Regions from separate parts of the Homo sapiens genome. Here region 1 is linked to region 2. Evidence: chromatin contacts called from ENCODE Hi-C or POLR2A ChIA-PET data. All regions are on one chromosome and are shown on one strand. The core of a region is the stretch at or near the end of the contact, and the rest is flanking DNA. Distances in the headings are between cores, read along the strand shown.

Region 1 (6,718 bases), core at 911-3,410, 2.0 Mb before region 2:
GGTCAGGCTGGTCTCAAACTCCCGACCTCAGGTGATCCAACTGCCTCGGCCTCCCACAGTACTGGGAATACAGGCGTGAGCCACTGCGCCCGGCCAACTGCAGTGTATTTTTAAGCGCTAAAGCCCATATTTGTGAATATATTCCCCGCAAAAGAGGCTGAATTGTCTCTACATTGGTCTCGAAGCTAAACTTAGATTTTCATAAAGTATATGTTTCATGGAAAATTATCTGATGATTACTCCCCAAATGGTGTTAATGTCTTGGCTATTTTTAGCACTCAATTCTAACACATTAGCCCTGCTCTAAGAATCATCTCTTGATATGTCTCTTTTTTTTTTGACATTCAAAACTACAATATTTCTAAAGTACCTCAGGTAATGTTGCCCGAAAAACATCCTACAGGATGGTGGCTGCCAACTAAAGTCATTGGAGCAACAGACAGTGGCTACAATTACTAAGTAGGACTCTGTGTACAAAATCAATGGTCAGTCTGTAAAGTCCAGCACCTTTCAGAGTAAACCATCTCACTCTGATTCACTTAAACAATTTAGATACACTAGTAGGAAGGTGAAGTCCCTTTTTTGGAGGGGGTGGAATAAGCAAATGGATGGATACATCAAACCAAAAGCAGAAGAAACACCTACATTTTTTTTTACACGGTGAAATGAATAGTTAACAACCCAGTTATGTCTTTTGCCCCCTCCCGGTGGTTTAAAAAGCGTAAAGAGCGCAGTGGGAATATTTTGGTTTTGAAGCCCCTTGCACAGGGAACCTGTTCTGACACATTCTTGTGGTGTCCAGTAAAGGAATTTCACCTGAGTAGGGATCAGCTCCAGTGCTAATATTTCAGATGCTGGGAATCCCCTGCAGGCCTTAGCCAAAAGAGTTCTTAAATGAAAAGTCTCTGCCTGAGCTCCCTCCCTGCAACCAGCCCTTGAACGGAAAAGCAGAGAAAATTCTCAAAGGACAGCGTCTGTGCCTGGGCTGGTCCTCCTGGGAGAGGAGAGGAATAAAACCAATCCAGAGAGGGCACCCCCATCTTTGTAAAGGAGAAGGGAGAAGTAATTAGAATGCCACGGAGGTGGGAAGAGAAAAAAAAAGAAAAGAAAATTCGGGCCCTTTCCATCGGGCCCTTTCCAGCAAGAAGATGACGAGGAAAGGAAGAACGCCTGGTCGAGGGGGGCTGTCCCAACATGGGGAGGGAGTGGACTAGGCCGGAGGGAGAGGGGGTGGAACGACGGCGCAAAAACAAGCTGGAAAGGGAGGAAAATGGTGACCCTGCACTCAGAACCGGCTCCAGGCCACGCCGCCCGCTTGGGGGCAACTTTGCTGGGGAGGAGGGTCCCGGTAAGAGAAGACGCGGCGCCCCGATCGCGGTGGCCCCAGCGCGGGGCCCAGTCTGGGGCCATCCCCGAGCCCGGGAGGCCGGGGCCGGCGGCTCGCGGAGCCTGGCGGGGCCGGACGGGCTGAGAGCGGCTAGAAGCGACCGGTGCCGCAGAGCCCCGGGGGCCGACGGAATCTGGGCCCCGAGCGGCCGGCGGCTCCGCGGGGGAGGGGCCGCCACTGCTCCGCCCGCCCCCTCCACCGTCACCCCGATCCCTTCGGCCTCTGCCCGCTCCGGCCAAAGAAGCCATGGGGGTCGCGGCTCAGCCGCCCCCGGCGGGACGGGGACCCCTCGCCTCCCCTGGCCCTGTCTCCCTGTCTCCCTGTCTCCCCGCCCCCACGCCCCACCCCCCACAGCCTGACTCACCTCGCGAGTAGAGGGACTTGGGCGATTCCAGGTCTAGGTCCGCGCTGAGCAATGAGATGAAGTCCGAGGGCATCGCAGCTCGACCCAGCCCGGCCCGAGGGCAGCGGGAGGGGGGGAGCGGCGGTGGCGGCGGCACCTCCTCTCCGGGACCGCGGGCACCGAACCGGGGGCGGCGACGCGAGGGCGGCTGCCGCTGCCTCCTCCTCGAGGGTAGTGACTTCCACTGGGCCGAGGACCGAGGAAACGATGGCGAGGTGGAGGGGGAACTCCACGGGGACTGATTCTCGGTGACCAGGAGAGGGGTTCAGGACGGGGAAGGGGAAGGGGGAGAGCCAAAGGGTCCGTTTCGTGTTTCTCCTCAGCGAAAACTGACGGTCGCCGCCACCGCCGCCGCCGCTGACAGGAATCTGAGCCCCGCCCCCGTGGGGCACAGCGCAGGCGCGGAGGGGGGTGCCCGGGAGCGCGGAAGAGCCGTGGCGGCCCCCGGAGGGCGGGGAGGCGCGCCAGGGAACAGCAGCAACATGGGCCTCGCTTCCTGCCGGCGCGGCCCGGGCTGCTGCTGTTCCTGAGCCGGGAAAGGGCCCCGCTGCCAGGGTGGGAGGGGGGGAGGCTGGGAGGTGGCCGCGCGCTGGGGCCCCGGGGAGGGAAAAGGTATTTGCAACGACCTGGTGGCGGCGAGCCTGAGGCGGCCGGCCCCGAGCAGAGCTGAGCGCAGGAGACAGAGCCGAGAGAAGCGAGAGGTCTGCGCGAGCCGGGGACGGACCCCAGAGGCCGGCGGCGGACGGGCCTGGCTGGCCCGGGGTCTCGCAGGGGACCGGAGTGTCATCGCCCGGACAGCCGCCAACCCTTTGGGGTTTGCATAGCAGTGTGTACAAAGGGACTGTCAAACCCATTTCTTAATTAGGAAATGGCAAACCGTATCCCAAAAACCTCGAGTTATTGATTTTTAATTAAAGTACTTTCTCCCCTAACACTCCCCTCCTACCTTTGGAGGCTGAAATTTTTTTTAAAAAAAACGATCTCTCTGATTGTGCTGGGGCATCCGGGTTATTCGGAGTGGGACATAGAAGACAATTAAAAAATTGGATCATGTGAATCCACCTGGCTGTTCTAGAGGAAAAACAGGTAAAAAGCAAACCTCAACGCTACTCTTCCAAACAGTTTTTCTTTTTTCTGTTTCTTTTTTTTTCCTTTTGGACTAGGCAAAGATGGAGGAAGAACGCATTTAACTGAGTTTTTGCTCTTGCTTTTCTGTTCGTGGAGCCAAAAGTTTCCGTTGCAAAAATTTAAAATCCTCACCCACACCGCAGAGCGTTTTCTGATTCTAATAGACTTCTGAGAAATTTTTAATCAAGTTATTGAAATATTACCTGGAGTGCAGGGTGTGCATCTTGGGAAGTAATTTTAATCTTGTGTGGAATATTGATGCCAGTAGCCACGTGGGCATGGTTTTTAAGCTATTCGAATGGTTTCGTTTTTTATCTACAAGGATAGTTACAACTCATGAAAATCAGTCTGTTGTAATATGTGTATGTGTATATATATGCACACATATATATACATACATATATACACACATATATACATATATATATAATTATAGAGACTTTTTCCCATGAAATTGAGCAGTTCTCGGGACTTGGAGTGCTAGGGTTGGGGTAAGAAGCTCTCAGCAAAGGAGGGCCCAGTACAGATGTCGCTGAGGCAAGGCCCTTTACAAAGTTTTACCTGTAGACCTAGAATTTAAACGTGTGTCATCAGAGCTCACCTATCTTTCATCTCAACATTTGATTCAGGTTGCCCAGTTGTCTTCACTGAATTGTGTGTAGTAATCAATCCTGTGAACATTTTTCTTTTGTCGGAGGTTCAGAAAGCTTTTCAGAGCCACCCCAAGATGGCAAAGCAGAACAAGAAACTGCCCTCAAATTGCCATCTCTGCTGTATGGTGTCGTGACAAGTCCCAAGGGAAGTCCCTTCATAACTGATAAGAGCCCCACTCATTTGAGAGAGAAAGATTGAAACCTCACATTGCCCAACAGGCCAAGGCCTACTGAAATCCTATAGCTTCTGAATTGGAGTAAACACACCTCTTGGAGACCCCCCATACGCCACCCATTAGTCAGTATACAGGGTAGCAGAGAGGAAATGCGATTCACCACCCGATACTAAGAAAGTTGACTGAATCACTCTGAGCAGATCCCTTTTCCCCAGACCGATGTAATCACTTAACAAACTTAGGGTATAGGAAATCCCCAGTACGGTTCTGACCCTAATTAACTAGTCAAGAACTGGCAAGGCCTCTTCCTTTTTCTGTGAATCCTTCTCTGCCCTTTTGTGACCTTTTTATTCCCCGTTGAGGCTTTGTTGTATATGTTAATCAGATTTCCCCTGATTAGGTAAGAGCAAAGTGAAGAGAGGCCCACCAAAGTGTGGCTTGACCTAAACTGCGAATTCCCTGAGAGGGATTCTGTGGGCTCAGGCCTCACTTACCTCATTAGGTCCTGCATTAAGCACGGATTATATCTAAATAGGTATTTGAAAAATCAGTGTCCACTCCCACCCCCTGCACCTGTCTTCTTACAGAGATATATTCTCTTTTTTGTTTGTTTTTTTAAGATGGAATTTCACTCTTGTTGTCCAGGCTGGAGTGCAGCAGTGCAATCTCGGCTCACTGCAACCTCTGCCTCCCTGGTTCAAGTGATTCTTCTGCTTCAGCCTCCTGAGTAGCTGGGGTTACAGGCGCCCACCACCATGCCCGGCTAATTTTTTGTATTTTTAGTAGAGATGGGGTTTCACCATGTTGGCCAGGCTGGTGTCGAACTCCTGACCTCAGGTGATCCACCCGCCTTGGCCTCCCAAAGTGCTGGGATTACAGGCATGAGCCACGGCACCTGGCCTATATTCTTTTCTTTTCTTTTTTTTCTTTTCTATTCTTTCGGGTTTTTTTGTTTGTTTATTTTTTTGAGACAGGGTCTTGTTCTGTTGCCCAGGCTGGAGTGTAGTGGCAGCTTCATAGCTCAGTGCAGCTGCAGACTGAAACTCCTCCCGGGCTCAAAGTGATCCTTCACCTCAGCCTCCCAAGTAGCTGGGACTACAGGCACATGCCACCACACTCGGCTAATTCATTTTATTATTTATTTTTATTTTTTATTTTTTTGTAGAGACATGGTCTTACTATATTACCCAGGCTAGTCTTGAACTCCTTTTTTGCAGAGACATGATTTTGCTATATTGCCTAGGCTGGTCTTGGACTCCTGGCTTCAAGTGATCCTCCTTCCTCGACCTCCCAAAATGCGGAGATTAGAGGCATGAGCCATTGAGCCTGGCCCAAGACACCTTCTTTGAAAAACTGCTTAGTTGGCTAGTTTTCTTGGCCATACTTTGCAACAGCATAGAGACCTAGATTTTCATTTTGTCTTTCAAATTTCAGTGACGGAAAACACAAATAAATTCATTAGTAAATAGTGTTTGCTCTGCTCTAATCACAAAATAAAATGTGACCTGCATGATATTCAAGGTTATCAGAAATAAGTACCTGATCACTGTGTCATTAGTAAATTATATGCCATTCTTAGTTCCAATGATATTTCCCTCTGTGATCATTTACATCTCAGTTGCATCCCCTTTTCTTTGATGTTTGAAATAGTCTAATGATATATTTTTAAAACTACCCCTTCAACTGTATACCTTTATGAAACTTCCTCTGGCCGGCCGCAGTGGCTCGCACCTGTAATCCCAGCACTTTGGGAGGCTGAGGCAGGCGGATCACTTGAGGTCAGGAGTTCGAGACCAGCCTGGCCAACAAGGTGAAACCCTGTATCTACTAAAAATACAAAAAAAAGAAAAAAAATTAGCTGGGCATGTTGGCACGCACCTGTAGTGTACTTGGGAGGCTGAGGCAGGAGAATTGCTGGAACCCAGGAGGCAGAGGTTGAGTGAGCCAAGATCACACCACTGACTCCAGCCTGGGCAGCAAGGGTGAGACCCTGTCTCAAAAAATATATATATAAATAAAATAAAACTTCCTCTGTACACAACAAAAGGTAAAATTTGGAAATTTCCTCTTATTGAAAATTATAATGGGACCATGGAGCAAAACATACAGCAGATTTAGTAGTTTATAGAATTCCTTTATATTACTTCCCAATCATATATTACCTTCCCTAGTCACTTGATTAAAATTTCACAAGAACCCAGATTCAACTACAAGACTGTAGATTATGCAATAGAATGGCACTTTTTATATTGGTGGTGTGTACTTTAACCCCTCCTGGACTTGTTTAGGCACTTTGTGAATTGTGTAGCTGGATTGACTCTAAATGAAAGAGGTTCAAATATCAGCCACTGAAAAGGAATTAAATAAACTCATACAGAACAGAGTTTATTTAATCTTGCTGTCACAAGATCTACAAATCTTTGTCATTGTAATACAATTAAGGCTGTTAAAATAATTTTAGTCACACATATATTGTAAGGAACCTACTAAACAAACACAAAATCTGAAAGGAAAATTTCCAGAGTAATTCAAGTCAAAGACCAAAAAAAAGTTTAGACCACAATTATTTTTGCCCCACCATGGGAGCACTCCTTAATAATAATGGAGAATTGATAGTGGTGGGATATAGTAGTGACAGCATTTGTGCTGGAATTGTAATCAAATTCCTATTTGAATATGTTTAAGTGTCAATTTCCACCCGTATAACATGTTCTAGCAAATATTTCCTTTTTTTTTTCTCTTTGAGACAGGGTCTCACTCTGTTGCCCAGGCTGCAGTGCTGTGGTGTGAACACAGCTCACTACAGCCTCAACCTCCTAGGCTCAAGTGATCCTCCTGCCTCAGCCTCCTGAGTAGCTGTGACCACAGGTGTGTGCTACCATGCCTGCCTAATTTTTTTTTTTTTTTTTGTAGAGACAGGGTCTCACCATGTTGCCCAGGCTGGTCTCAAACTCCTAGATTCAAGCAGTCC
Region 2 (6,022 bases), core at 53-2,552:
CCTAGAGCATCAGGTACTAAGTTAGTGTGAGGACATTTTAAAGCGGGAGGGAAACTCAAGGGACTTAGCCCATACTCCCAAATTCAGAAATTTGTCACGTCACTTGAGATCAGAATGAAATTTAAGTTTCAGTCCCTTTGAGATCTCTGAGCGCACAAAGTCAGGCTGCTATCACTCGGCTGGGGAGTCCGAACCCGGCTGGATAAAAACTACTTGGTGCGGAACTCGCATCTTTTCCGCCCACCGTGGGGGGGCCGCACCGGTCGGGTCCGGCCAGGAACCCGGGCGCGAGTTTGGGGGCGCAGCGGGGGCGGCGAGCGCGCGTCCCCCCGCCCGCTCAGGCAGCGTAGAGGTGCGAGCAGCTCAGCCAGCCTTGCAGAGGGAGCTCTCGGCAGCTCTGGGGTCCCTCTGCTCGCAGCCGCTGCAGCGCCGCCTGCGCCACTCGGCGGAGACGGAGACCAGCGGCGGCGACGCGCGGACTGGGAGCGACCGCCGAGCAGCCAAGCAGCTGGGAAGGCACGCAGGCCGGCAGGGTAGGTTCCGGGGACGGGGCTGGCTGGAGGAGGGGCAGCCCGAGACGCGACGGCCAGGGCCCGACACCCATACGGCACCGGGACCTGGCTTAGCGCGCGGCGGCAGTCGGTCCGAACCCTTAAGCTAGGCGGGCGCCGAAGCCGGGACGCGGAGATAGTGTCTCAGCTGGGGCCACCCGCCGCGGGAGGGGCGGAGGACACAGGACAGAGGGCGGGCCGCGGCCGGGCGATCGGCCGGCCAAGAACCGGCCTCGAGGGCAGACAAAGGAAGGAAAATGGAGTCGCCGGGCGCGCGGGCCTCTGCCTCTGCCGCCGCCCGAGGCCTAGCGCGCTGCCAGGAGGGAGGCCTAGCGGGCGGGCGGGCGGGCGGGCGTGGGGGTGGGGGGGGCGGCCGGGCCACGGCGGCGACGGGCAATGGCGGCGGCCGCGCCGCAGCAGGGACGGTAGAGGGAGACAAACACCCCCCGGCGGCGGCGCTGGCGCCGGGCTGCAGCCAGCGCCGACCGGAGCGGCCCCATCGTGACACCTAGAGGCGGCCCGCGAAACCTCCTCCACCCCGGGCCCCCTTACCTCCGCGCCACACCCCCCGCGGCGCCCGCTCCGCCGCCGCTCCACGGCTCCGGCCACCCGGCGTCTCCGGCGAGCTCCGCGCGTCCGCACCGGCCACCGCCGCCGCCGCTGCCGCCAAAGAAGCAGCTCCGCGCACGGTTTAATCGCTCCACAGGCTCAGACACAAAATGGCGGCGGCGCGGTGCAGTGCGCCTGCGTCGGCGCTGCCGGGGCCGCGGGTGCTGATAAGGGAAGGGACGGGTGGGGGGACCGGCCGGGCGGCGAGTAGAGGGCGGGGGAGGAAAGGTGAGGGGAGGGGTTGGCGCAGGGCAGCATGGGAGGCGGCCCCGGGCGCCAACTTTCAAAAGCGGGCGCGATGGCGTCACGGGACGCGCCGCGAGTCGCGTCGTCACGCCGCACGCGCCCTCGCCGGGTCGCTCGTGGGCTCTGCCGGCGCCGCGGCGTCCTGGCTCCCGCTGGGTGGGGCTTCCTGGGCGGAGGCCGCCGCCCCTGGGCGGTGCCGGATCCAGTCCGCTTGACCTTATTCCCTAGCTGCTGTCTCCGGCCCCCTGAACCCGTACAGGGTTGGGGAAGTGGGGGTGGCTGGAGGAAGCGCGCGCGGGGCAAGCCAGTGGGGCTGAGGAGGCTCCCGGGCCCGGCCCCGCCCAGTCTCCGCCCCAGCCAGGCCCGACCCGCCCTCCGAATGTCTTACAGCTGCCCGCCCCAGAGTAAGGCCCGGTCGGTTCCCGCGCGCTCCCAGCTCCGTGCCCGCGAGCGACGACTGGAAGGGCTGTCCTTGCTCAGCGGCTTTTGGTGATCTCTCCGCCCTAGAAGAGGGCCACCTAAAAGCGGGTGCGAGAGGAGAGTGGGAGGGCCTCCTCTTGGTGTCCCCAGGCCACCTCAGCCCGGAGAGGTGGCGGAAAACCAGACTTGATGCTTTAACACGTTCATAGCAATCGCTTTTTACTGAAAGGAGTTTCTGTATTTAGCGCTGTGTAATTCTGTGGAAACGTGCATTTCTTGTCTTTGCGGGAGAGCTGTTCTCTGTGGGCGGAGACCTTCAGTCCCACCCCTCCCCAGGAGGCGCCTGCGGACCCTTCCCAACCTGCAGTCAAGTTGACCAAGAACTGACTGCAAGGTGCTGGTGGCTCTGGGATGAGAGCCTTTTGGTACTTACAGGGAATATGACTCTTCCCTTAGATATCAAATGGACCCAATATCTAGGGAGCAGCTTCTTCTCCATCCATCTGACCGTTCCGTTGTGAGAATGCTGGCCCAATAACATACTCTTTTTTTTTCCCCTAAAGGAATAAAAAAATCTGTATTTTTAAGATGTCAAATCTCCAGAGTTTTTAGATGTTAGCAACTGAATCAGATGTTTTTAAACTTCATGAGCTGATTAAACCACACAGATGAGCTGTCAGTTTACGACCCCTGGCTTGGCTTGGAGGAAAGAGTGAAGAGAAATTCCATGGCCAAATCCTGGGGCACTCCAATATTGGGAGGGTAATGGAGAAGGAGTCTGAAAGGCAGCATCTAGGAAGTCATGAAAGCTAGCGCTGAGTTGTGGAATCCCTGGGCAGAGAAGGTTTCAGGTAGGAGGCATCAGCTGAGCGGTGTGATAAACTTGGGCCAGAGATGTGGCTATTGGATTGGGTCACCTTGCAAGTCACTGGAGAATGTCACTGATGGCCTTGGCTTGATTCACGTGAGTATATCAGGGAGGTGGACCTGACCGGAATGGGTTAAACAGTCACCAGGAAAGTGAGGAAATGGAGACAGCACATGTATGCAATTTGAGAGAGGTTTTGCTGTGAAGGGACCAGATAAGTTTGGGGATAGATATAGAAAGAAATCTTTTAAAAGATAGTAGGGGCCGGGCGCAGTGGCTCACGCCTGTTATCCTAGCACTTTGGGAGGCCAAGGCAGGTGGATCACCTGAGGTCAGGAGTTCGAGACCAGCCTGGCCAATATGGTGAAACCCGGTCTCTACTAAAAATACAAAAATTAGTTGGGCATGGTATCGCGCGCCTGTAATCCAAGCTACTGGGGAGGCTGAGGCAGGAGAATTGCTTGAACCCGGGAGGCAGAGGTTGCAGAGAGCCAAGATTGGGCCACAGCACTCCAGCCTGGGCAACAAAGCGGGACTCCATCTCAAAAAATAATAATAAATAAAATAAAAGATGGTAGGGTTCCCAGAGCATGTTTATGTGCCATTGGGAGGGATATGGTGGGGAAGAAAGATGGGTGATCCAGGAGAGAGGAGGCTTGCTTGACCTATATAGGAGTGAAATCCATCAGAAGATATAAGGAAACAGGGAGGGTTGACCTTGGAGAGGAACAGGGATGCTTCCATTCATGATAAGGGCAACAAAGGTGAAGACAGATGCAAGTGCAGGGGAGAGGGAAGGCAAGTCCTTAACAGGATTGCCTTGGTGGCATTGGGTACTCATCTGAGGTTTGTGATCATGATGTTAAAGGTAAACCAGTTGGCCCAGTGTGTTGGTTTTTCTCCAACATTCAGCTGCTTGGGTACAGACATGAAGAAAAGGGATAGTACAGCTTCTCAACACCAGGACCCAATTTTTCTCATTTCTTTTTTTTTTTTTTGAGACGGAGTTTTGCTCTTATCGCCCAGGCTGGAGTGCAATGGTGTGATCTCAGCTCACCACAACCTCTGCCTCCTGGGTTCAAGCGATTCTCCTGCCTCAACCTCCTGAGTAGCTGGGATTACAGGCATGCGCTACCACCCCCGACTAATTTTGTATTTTTAGTAGAGATGGGGTTTCTCCATGTTGGTCAGGCTGGTCTTGAACTCCCAACCTCAGGTGATCCGCCCGCCTCGGCCTCCCAAAGTGCTGGGATTACAGGAGCGACTCACCGCGCCCGGCAAGTTTTCTCATGTCTAATCCCAGTTACTTACCTTATACAATTAGATACTATTTTAGAAATGTGTGAAGTATTTGAAAAATTTACACGTGACCCTTCTTTTTCTAGAAACCAAGTTATCCCATTTGCCTCTTATGTACACATTAGGACTCAGACATAAAGAAAAGACAAACTCAGAGGAAAATTACCAAACAGATGCTTCTGGAATATTTGCATTTTGCATTCTCCTCAGCCCAAATAGTTCCTGGTATACTTAAGAACTTATGTACTAGAAACAACAAAGCTGACATGCACATAGGGAGACCTTGTTTATACAAAAAATTTAAAAATTAGCTGAGTGTGGTGGCGTATGACTGTAGTCCCAGCTACTTGGGAGGCTGAGGTGGGAAGATCGCTTGAGCCCAGGAGGTCGAGACTACAGGGAGCCATGTGTGTGCCACTGTACTCCAGCCTGGGTGATGAAGCAAGACCCTGTCTCAAAAAAATAAAAAATAGGCCAGGCACAGTGGCTCATGCCTGTAATCCCAGCACTTTGGGAGGCCAAGGTAGGTGGATTACTTGAGCCCAGGAGTTTGAGACTAGCCTGGGTAACATGGCAAAAGCCCATCTCTACAAAAAATTAGCTGAACATGGTGGTGTGTACCTGTAGTCCCAGATACTTGGGAGGCTGAGGCAGGAGCATCACTTGAGCCCAGGAGGTTGAAGCTGCAGTGAACCCCGATTGCACCACTACATTCCAGCCTGAGTGACAGAGCAAGACATTGTCTCAAAAATAAAAAAAAAATTAAAAGCTGACTTGCATTTAAACTTTAGATTTTCTTTCTAGTAACATTAATAAGCTAATTAGTTCACTTTCTCAAGATTTTACTTCAAATCACCTTCCTTTTTTTTTGTTTTTTGTTTTCTTTTTGTGGAGATGAGGTCTCACTGTGTTGCCCAGGCTGGTCTCAGGCTCCAGCAATTCTCCTGTCTTGGCCTTCCAAAGTGCTGGGATGTAAGCCACCACACCTGTCCCCATCTTCTTTAAGAGTAGACTACAGGAACACCTTCTAAAGCTTTTATGTAGGCAAATATGAAGCAGTGGATTTATTTTTTTATTTTATTTTATTTTTAGATGTAATCTCACTCTGTCGCCCAGGCTGGAATGCAGTGGCTCGATCTCAGCTCGCTGCAACTTCTGCTTCCTGGGTTCAAGCAATTCTCCTGCCTCAGCCTCCCGAGTAGCTGGGACTACAGGTGTGCACTACCACTCCTGGCTAATTTTTTGTATTTTTAGTGGAGACGGGGTTTTGCCATGTTGGCCAGGCTGGTCTTGAACTCCTGATCTCAGGAGATCCGCCCACCTCAGCCTCCCAAAGTCTTGGGATTACAGATGTAAGCCACCACACCCAGCCTGAGGCAGTGGATTTAGAGGGAAAAAAGCCTCAATTATATTTATGATTATATTTACAACTATATATTAATTATATTTATAACTCTATGATCTCTGAGGCATCAAAAGCCAGGAATGGGGTCCAAGTGGCCTTGAAGCCTGCTTTCTGAAGACAAGGACCCTATGTACTGCTCTCACATAGGGCTGAGAAAATGCGAAGGATCACTAAGGAAGGAAGAAAAGAAAATATTTTCTGGCTGGGCGTAGTGGCTCACACCTGTAATCCCAGCACTGTGGGAGGCCGAGGCAGGCGGATTACCTGAGGTCAGGAGTTTGAGATCAGCCTGGCCAACATGGTGAAACCTCATCTCTACTGAAAATATAAAAATTAGCCAGGCGTGGTGGCACACCTGTAATCCCAGCTACTCGGGAGGCTGAGGCAGGAGAATTGCTTGAACCTGGGAGGTGGAGGTTGCAGTGAGCCGAGATTGCGCCACTGCACACCAGCCTGGGCGACAGAGCGAGACTTCATCTCAAAAATAAATAAACAAACAAAATATTTTCTTGTCTTTATGGTAAATCTTGATGTGTCCTACTTTATGGAGTCAGCTCCAAAGATGAAGGAACAGAAGGCCAAACAAAAGGAATAGAATGTTTGAGGCTGGAAAGAAACAAGCTG

What was found. A loop is a pair of places that touch in the nucleus more often than their neighbours do. ChIA-PET counts read pairs that join two places held with the same protein, here RNA polymerase II (POLR2A). Pooled maps may share reads with other maps.
Region 1: a loop to region 2 is called in a pooled map, with 20 times the contacts of the local background. The contact joins the promoter of NFAT5 here to the promoter of CTCF in region 2. A Hi-C loop is called at or near these places in 6 of 50 pooled maps. POLR2A ChIA-PET finds 5 or more read pairs at or near these places in 3 of 52 experiments (BJ, H1 and activated B cell).

Annotation. Positions count from the first base shown.
Region 1 is chr16:69,561,408-69,568,125 of GRCh38, reverse strand. NFAT5 (nuclear factor of activated T cells 5) reads right to left here and starts at 2,160. Exons shown (of 15, transcript NM_138713.4): 1 at 1,752-2,160. The coding sequence starts at 1,824. It overlaps MIR1538 (microRNA 1538), which reads left to right and starts at 2,258; the gene lies at 2,258-2,318. RefSeq lists silencers at 1,365-1,674, 1,695-1,964, 2,259-2,435, 2,155-2,534 and enhancers at 3,654-3,793, 3,196-4,092.
Region 2 is chr16:67,557,806-67,563,827 of GRCh38, reverse strand. CTCF (CCCTC-binding factor) reads right to left here and starts at 1,302. Exons shown (of 12, transcript NM_006565.4): 1 at 1,104-1,302. CTCF-DT (CTCF divergent transcript) reads left to right here and starts at 1,519. Exons shown (of 1, transcript NR_158165.1): 1 at 1,519-2,417. It overlaps LOC124903703 (a long non-coding RNA gene), which reads left to right and starts at 378. Exons shown (of 2, transcript XR_007065094.1): 1 at 378-533. RefSeq lists silencers at 231-330, 851-1,860 and enhancers at 84-946, 2,091-2,140, 2,161-2,210.